Regions from separate parts of the Homo sapiens genome. Here region 1 is linked to region 2. Evidence: read pairs that join two places in POLR2A ChIA-PET (ENCODE). Cell type or tissue: MCF 10A. All regions are shown on one strand. Each heading gives the region's core, and the rest is flanking DNA. Links, peaks and the distances in the headings are about the cores only. Region 1 overlaps MAT2B (methionine adenosyltransferase 2 non-catalytic beta subunit). Region 2 has its middle 140 kb from the start of MAT2B.

The links. ChIA-PET counts read pairs that join two places held together with the same protein. Peaks named below come from ENCODE experiments on the same cell type or tissue, not always from the same donor. Only the 100,000 strongest peaks of a DNase experiment are listed, where the experiment ranks them.
Region 1: POLR2A ChIA-PET joins it to region 2 with 14 read pairs; 1 of 35 experiments calls an interaction of 5 or more read pairs at or near these places.

What each region holds. Positions count from the first base shown.
Region 1 is chr5:163,507,823-163,510,747 of GRCh38, reverse strand. All of the region lies in intron 1 of MAT2B (methionine adenosyltransferase 2 non-catalytic beta subunit), which reads right to left. Among named protein-coding and RNA genes, the nearest start is that of MAT2B, 3.7 kb to the right of the region's middle. In MCF 10A, for the core only: no CTCF peak of the experiment used is centred there; DNase peaks (open chromatin) are centred at 967 and 1,277.
Region 2 is chr5:163,648,303-163,651,227 of GRCh38, reverse strand. No RefSeq gene overlaps it. Among named protein-coding and RNA genes, the nearest start is that of MAT2B, 140 kb to the right of the region's middle. In MCF 10A, for the core only: no CTCF peak of the experiment used is centred there; a DNase peak (open chromatin) is centred at 1,477.

The DNA of each region.
Region 1 (2,925 bases), core at 206-2,705, 140 kb after region 2:
TAAATGTTCCTTAGTTAACCCAAAATTTACCTACATAGAAGAGTTAAAATTGGCCAGGTGCAGTGGTTCATGCCTGTAATCGCAGCACTTTGGGAGGCCAAGCTGGGCAGATCACCTGAGGTCAGGAGTTCAAGACCAGCCTGGCCAACATGGTGAAACCCCATCTCTTCTAAAAATACAAAAAAATTAGCCAGGCGTGGTTGCAGGTGCCTGTAATCCCAGCTACTCGGGAGGCGAGGCGGGAGAATTGCTTGAACCCAGGAGGCGGAGGTTGCAATGAGCCAAGATGGCACCACTGCACTCCAGCCTGGGTAACAAGAGCAAGACTACATCTCAAAAAAAAAAAAAAAAAAGCTAAAACTAATAAACGCAAAGGATAAGAAAAAATATTTTAAGCTCATCTGTGTTGCTACTGTGAAACAAATAAATTATTACACACAGAAATGAAAAAGAACCACTATTTAGGAAAAAATTTAAATTCTATGTTTCCAAGCATAGTTCCAAAAATGTCCCTTCTTCCCAAGATGGGTAACACCAAGTTTCCAACCAGGATCTTGAATAAAGTCAACTTTTACTATTAAAAACAAACCAGTTATTTTAACTCAAGAGTTGTTATAATCACCTAATTCTGGGCTGTCAAAATCTTTAAATACATATACAATAACCAAAGACCTTTTAAAGCCCTTAGCTCAATTAAATTACTTAGCCGAATACATACATTTTTTTTTAAAAGACACCAAAATCAAGTATTTCTAGCAATCAAAAACGTAAAATGAAAAGACTAACAGGGAAAGATAGTATAAAGGTAAATTCTTAGGATTATTTTTCCTTAGTTCAACCAATTTCAAGACATTTTAAAAGTTGAAAGCAATTTCATTCAGGCTGTGTTGCAAAACTTGGCTCTAAACCAACTGATCTATGAAAACAAGGATTTCAGCCAACAAAATATTTTCTTTGAAATTTGGCAAGAAAACAGCTCTACAAAGATTGAACTGTAAAGAGGAGAAAACATGCCAAGTCTAGTACAGATACAGTCAGAGAAAACAATTTACACAGGATAAATACGGTAAAGATTCCTGAAAAAATACTCTAAAAGAGAGATAATTTGGTTTCTTCTGAGTTCCTCACTTTTTACTTCACTCTACGGAAGCAAAGGAACAGGTAACAGTTCCTAAGGTCAGTGGTTCTCGTGCTTCAGTGTGGATCAGAATCACCTGGAGGGCTTTTAGATCACAAAGGTCTGGGGTGGGGCTTGATAATTTGCATTCCCAACAAGTTCCAACAAGTGATGCTGATCATCGTGATTTGGAGACCGCACTTAGAGGACCAGTGTACTCTCGAACTCCAGGAAAGTTCAAAGCTTTCATAACAATCCGTTTCTCTTACACAAGGAAAACAAAAAGTGCCATCTACCTTTCTCAAAATGACAACAGTATCTTTCCCCCTTAAAAAAGAAAACTTGAAATAGAAGCCAAAGCATTATACAATCCACAAAAGTTACTAAACAATGAATTAAGATCTGTGTACTTCACTGACTCTGTGAAGTACAGTTTCATTTTAACATCTGTTAAATGAATTTAAAAAAAATCTTATGAATCGTCACAGTTTTGCAGTAGTTTTTGCTAACTTAATGCAACTTAAGAGCCCAGATGATCTTCTTTTAATTAAGAGCTTCTTGGAGTTGATGCAGTATTAAGTATAGAGAAGAACAAGGCTCTTTAGGGAATATAATACCTTAACGTAAAAAAGGAAGTGGAGTTGTATGAGAAAATGCAACTTTATATCCTTATACCCCTGGGTTACTATGTAAGGCCTCCAGTACGCCCGGCCTATAACATGTTAATTTTCAAATAAAATGTTGTGCAGTATCATTTCCATTTCAGTAAATGCTTGCACTTCAGATCGTCACTCTTAATAAAAATCTTGAGCACTGACACCTGACTGCTGGGTACTGTACACTGTTTCATATTTTTTTCTAGGTAATTTTAGGTAATCTAAGCTACTCGGGAGGCTGAGGCAGGAGAATCGCTCGAACCCAGGAGGCGGAGGTCGTAGTGAGCCGAGATCGCACAACTGCACTCCAGCCTGGGGGACACGAGCTAGACTTCATCTCAAAAAAACAAACAAACAAAAAAACCAAAAAAAAGAAAACTAACGTGTTATATAAGTATACAATCATAGCTGTTTTTGTTTTTTTAATAGCAGTTTGAGGCCGGGTGCCAGGGCTCACGCCTGTAATCCCAGCACTTTGGGAGGCCAAGGTGGACCAACCACTTGAGGTCAGGGGTTCAAAACCAGCCTGGCCAACATGGTGAAACGCTGTCTCTACCAAAAATAGAAAAACTAGTCGGGCATGGTGGTGGGCGCCTATAATCTCAGCTACTTGGGAGGCTGAGGCAGGAGAATCGCTTGAACCCTGGAGGCAGAGGTTGCAGTGAGCAGAGATTGAGCCACTGCACTTCAGACGGGGTGAAAGAGCAAGAGGAAAAAAAAGAAAACAAAAAAACCCAGCAGCTTGTTAGAAGAGATATTATTTCCAAAGAGAGTAACAAGAAGTCCAGTGTTAAATGTTTTGTCTATAGTAAAAGAGAAAAAGCTGGAACCAGAACCTGAGTCTTGCTTCTCTGGTCAAGTCAAATACACTGCATTTTGTCTCAATCCTGTGAACTAATATTTGGTTTCATGAATGATTAAAGTTTTATCTGTTCTGCCACAAATTGGTGTTTAGAAGTTATTCTATCTCTATTGATCTAATTCCTCATTGGTAAATGGGGAAGGCATTTAGACAAAATGACTAAGGCTCTTTCAGCTTTAAAGTTCTATATTTCTAACATTTTCCATATTATCCCTACCACGAGGAGTCCGAATAGTTTCGTTTACTTAAATAAGGTAACTTTTCCTCTGAATATGCATTACTCCGAAATT
Region 2 (2,925 bases), core at 122-2,621:
TTCAACACTGTGCTGGAGGGTCTAACTCAAGTTCGGCAAGAAAAAGAAGAAAAAGGTATCCAGATTAGAAAGGAAGAATTAAAACTATCTCCATTCTCAGATGAAATGATCTTGTATATATGGAAAATCCTAAGAAATCCACTAAAAACTATTAAATCTAATAAATGAGCTCAGCAAGGTTACAAGACTCCAGCAATAAACATTCTAAAAATAAAATTAAGAAAACAATTCCATTTCCAATAGCATCATAAGGAATAAAATACCTAAGATAAAATTAACGATAGAATTGTAGGCCCGGCACAGTGGCTCACACCTGTAATCCCAACACTTTGGAAGGCCAAGGAGGGATGATCACTGGAGCTCAGGAATTCAAGACCAGCCTGGGCAAGATGGCAAAACCCCGTCTCTACCAAAAAAAAAAAAAAAAAAAGAAAAATTAGCCAGTAGTGGTGGCACGTGCCTGTAGTCCCAGCTACTCAGGGGGCTGCGGTGGGAAGATCACTTGAGCCCAGGAGGTTGAGGCTGCAGTGAGTCATGATCGTGCCACTGTACTCCAGCCTGGGTGACAGAGTGAGACCCTGCCTCCAAAAAAAAAAAATAATTAAAAATTAAAAAGAATTGTAAGATTTGTATGTGGAAAACTATGATACATTGTTGAAATAAATTAAAGAATACCTAATTAAATTGAGAGACATCCCATGTTCATCAATTCAAAGACTAAATATTGTTAGATGGCAACTCACTAAATTTATCTATAGGCTCAACACACTCCCTATCAATATTTGAGCATTCTTTTTTTAGCAAATATGAAAAGCTGATTCTAAAGTGCATTTGGATACAGGCATTTAATGCTATGAACCTTCCTCTTAGCACTGCTTTTGCTGTATCCCAGAGGTTTTGATAACTTATGTCACTATTATCATTCATTTCAAATATTTTTTTAATTTCCAATTTGATTTCACCTAGGCATTAGAAGTAAAACACCACACCCAAATCACCACATCCAAGTGGATCAAGCAGGTAGCCAGACACAAGAACTTAAAGGCATCTCTCCTGCCTAGCTAACAGGGCTCCCTGCTTTCCCCCAGCTTCCTTTAAAGGGATCATTCAGGCATTTGCCCGCAAACTTAAAGTAACTCACATTCTATTCTTTTATGTATACTGCTATTTGCTATGCTCACTCTCTTTCTCTCTCTGCCTGCCTCTTCATTCCTGTCTTGCATGGGCCAGAATGAAGGACTACCTTTCTGTCTCATTATACCCTCCCTGCCCAGGATTTGTAAGTAAAAATATTTGAATTTATTTCATATTGTGGTAGTGCAATGAATTTGCACCTTCCATTTGAAGAATTATAGAGGCTACCCTGGGCCAGCTCTTCTCTGGGACCCTTGTTGGAACACAAGGTCAGGCTCCCAGGAAGGCATAAACAGGATATGAGTCAGACAAGAGCCACAGGGCATCTGCCAATATAAACAAATTTTCCATGTGAGAAACCATATGGTCATGAATTGTGCAACTAGGCATTAGTCCATCTGCCAGGTAAAAGAAGTATCCAGTGAAAGGCATACCGTATATACCCATGTCCAGCTCCCCTTCATTTCCCACTGGGGCATCGTTGCTAGCTACTCTGGTACTGAAACCCAGGTTTATCTGGAGGTTCTCAAAACAGTTAAACATATAGGTCAGTGAAATAGAATTGACAATGTAGAAACTAGCCCTTACATGTATGATCAATTGATTTTCTACAAAGATGCCAAGACAGTTCCTTAGGAAAGAACAGATTTCTCAACAAATGATGTTGGAATAACTGGATATCTATACGCAAAAGAATGAAGTTGGACCTCTACTTGATCCCATGTATAAAAATTAAATCAAAATTGATCAACAACCTAAATGTAAGAACTAAAATTATAAAACCCTTAGATGAATCTGTAGGATTAAATCCAAATGACAATGGCTACTTAGATATGACACCAATGACAAGTAACAAAAGAAAATATATGAATTAGATTTTATCAGAAAATATTTTGTGCTTCAAAGAACATCATTAGGAAAGTAAAAAGACAACACATGGAATGAGAAAATATTTGCAAATAATAAATCTAATAAGGGATTTCTATGTAGAATACATAAAGAACTCTTATGACTCAATAATGACAATCTAATTTTAAAATGTGTAAAGATTGATTAGATATTTATCCAAAGAAGATACAAAAATGACCAATAAGCACATAAAAAGATGCTCAAAATCGTTAGTCATCAGGGAAATGAAAATCAAAACTACAGTGAGATACGACTTTATGCCCAATAAGGTGACTTTGATGAAAAATAACAAATGTTGATAAAGATCTGAAGAAATGGGAACCCTTAACGTTTTTGTGGGATTGTAAATGTGCGCAGGTGCTTTGGAAAATAGTTTGGTAGTTCCTCAAAAAGTTAAACAGTGGCAAGACATCACAGCTCACACCTGTAATCCCAGCATTTTGGGAAGCCTAGGCAGGAAAATTGTTTGAGCCCGGGAGTTTGAGGTTGCAATGAGCTATGATCACACCACTGCACTACAGCCTGGGCAACAGAGCGAGACCCCGTCTCAAAAAAAAAAAAAAAAAAGTTAAACATAGAATTACATATGACCCTAGCAATTTCACTCCTACCCAAGAGAACTGAAAAATGTATAGCCACACAAAAACTTGTATATGAAAGTTTATACTAGCATTTACTAGCATTATTCATAATAGCCAGAAACTGTAAATAACCTAAATTTCCATTAACAAATGAATGGATAAACAGGTAATAGCATATTCATACAATGGACTATAACTCCACTATAAAAATTACTGACACATGCTACAAAATAAATACACTTGGAAAACATAATGCTAAGTTAAAAAGTCGGTGACATAAACCACATATTGTATGATTGCA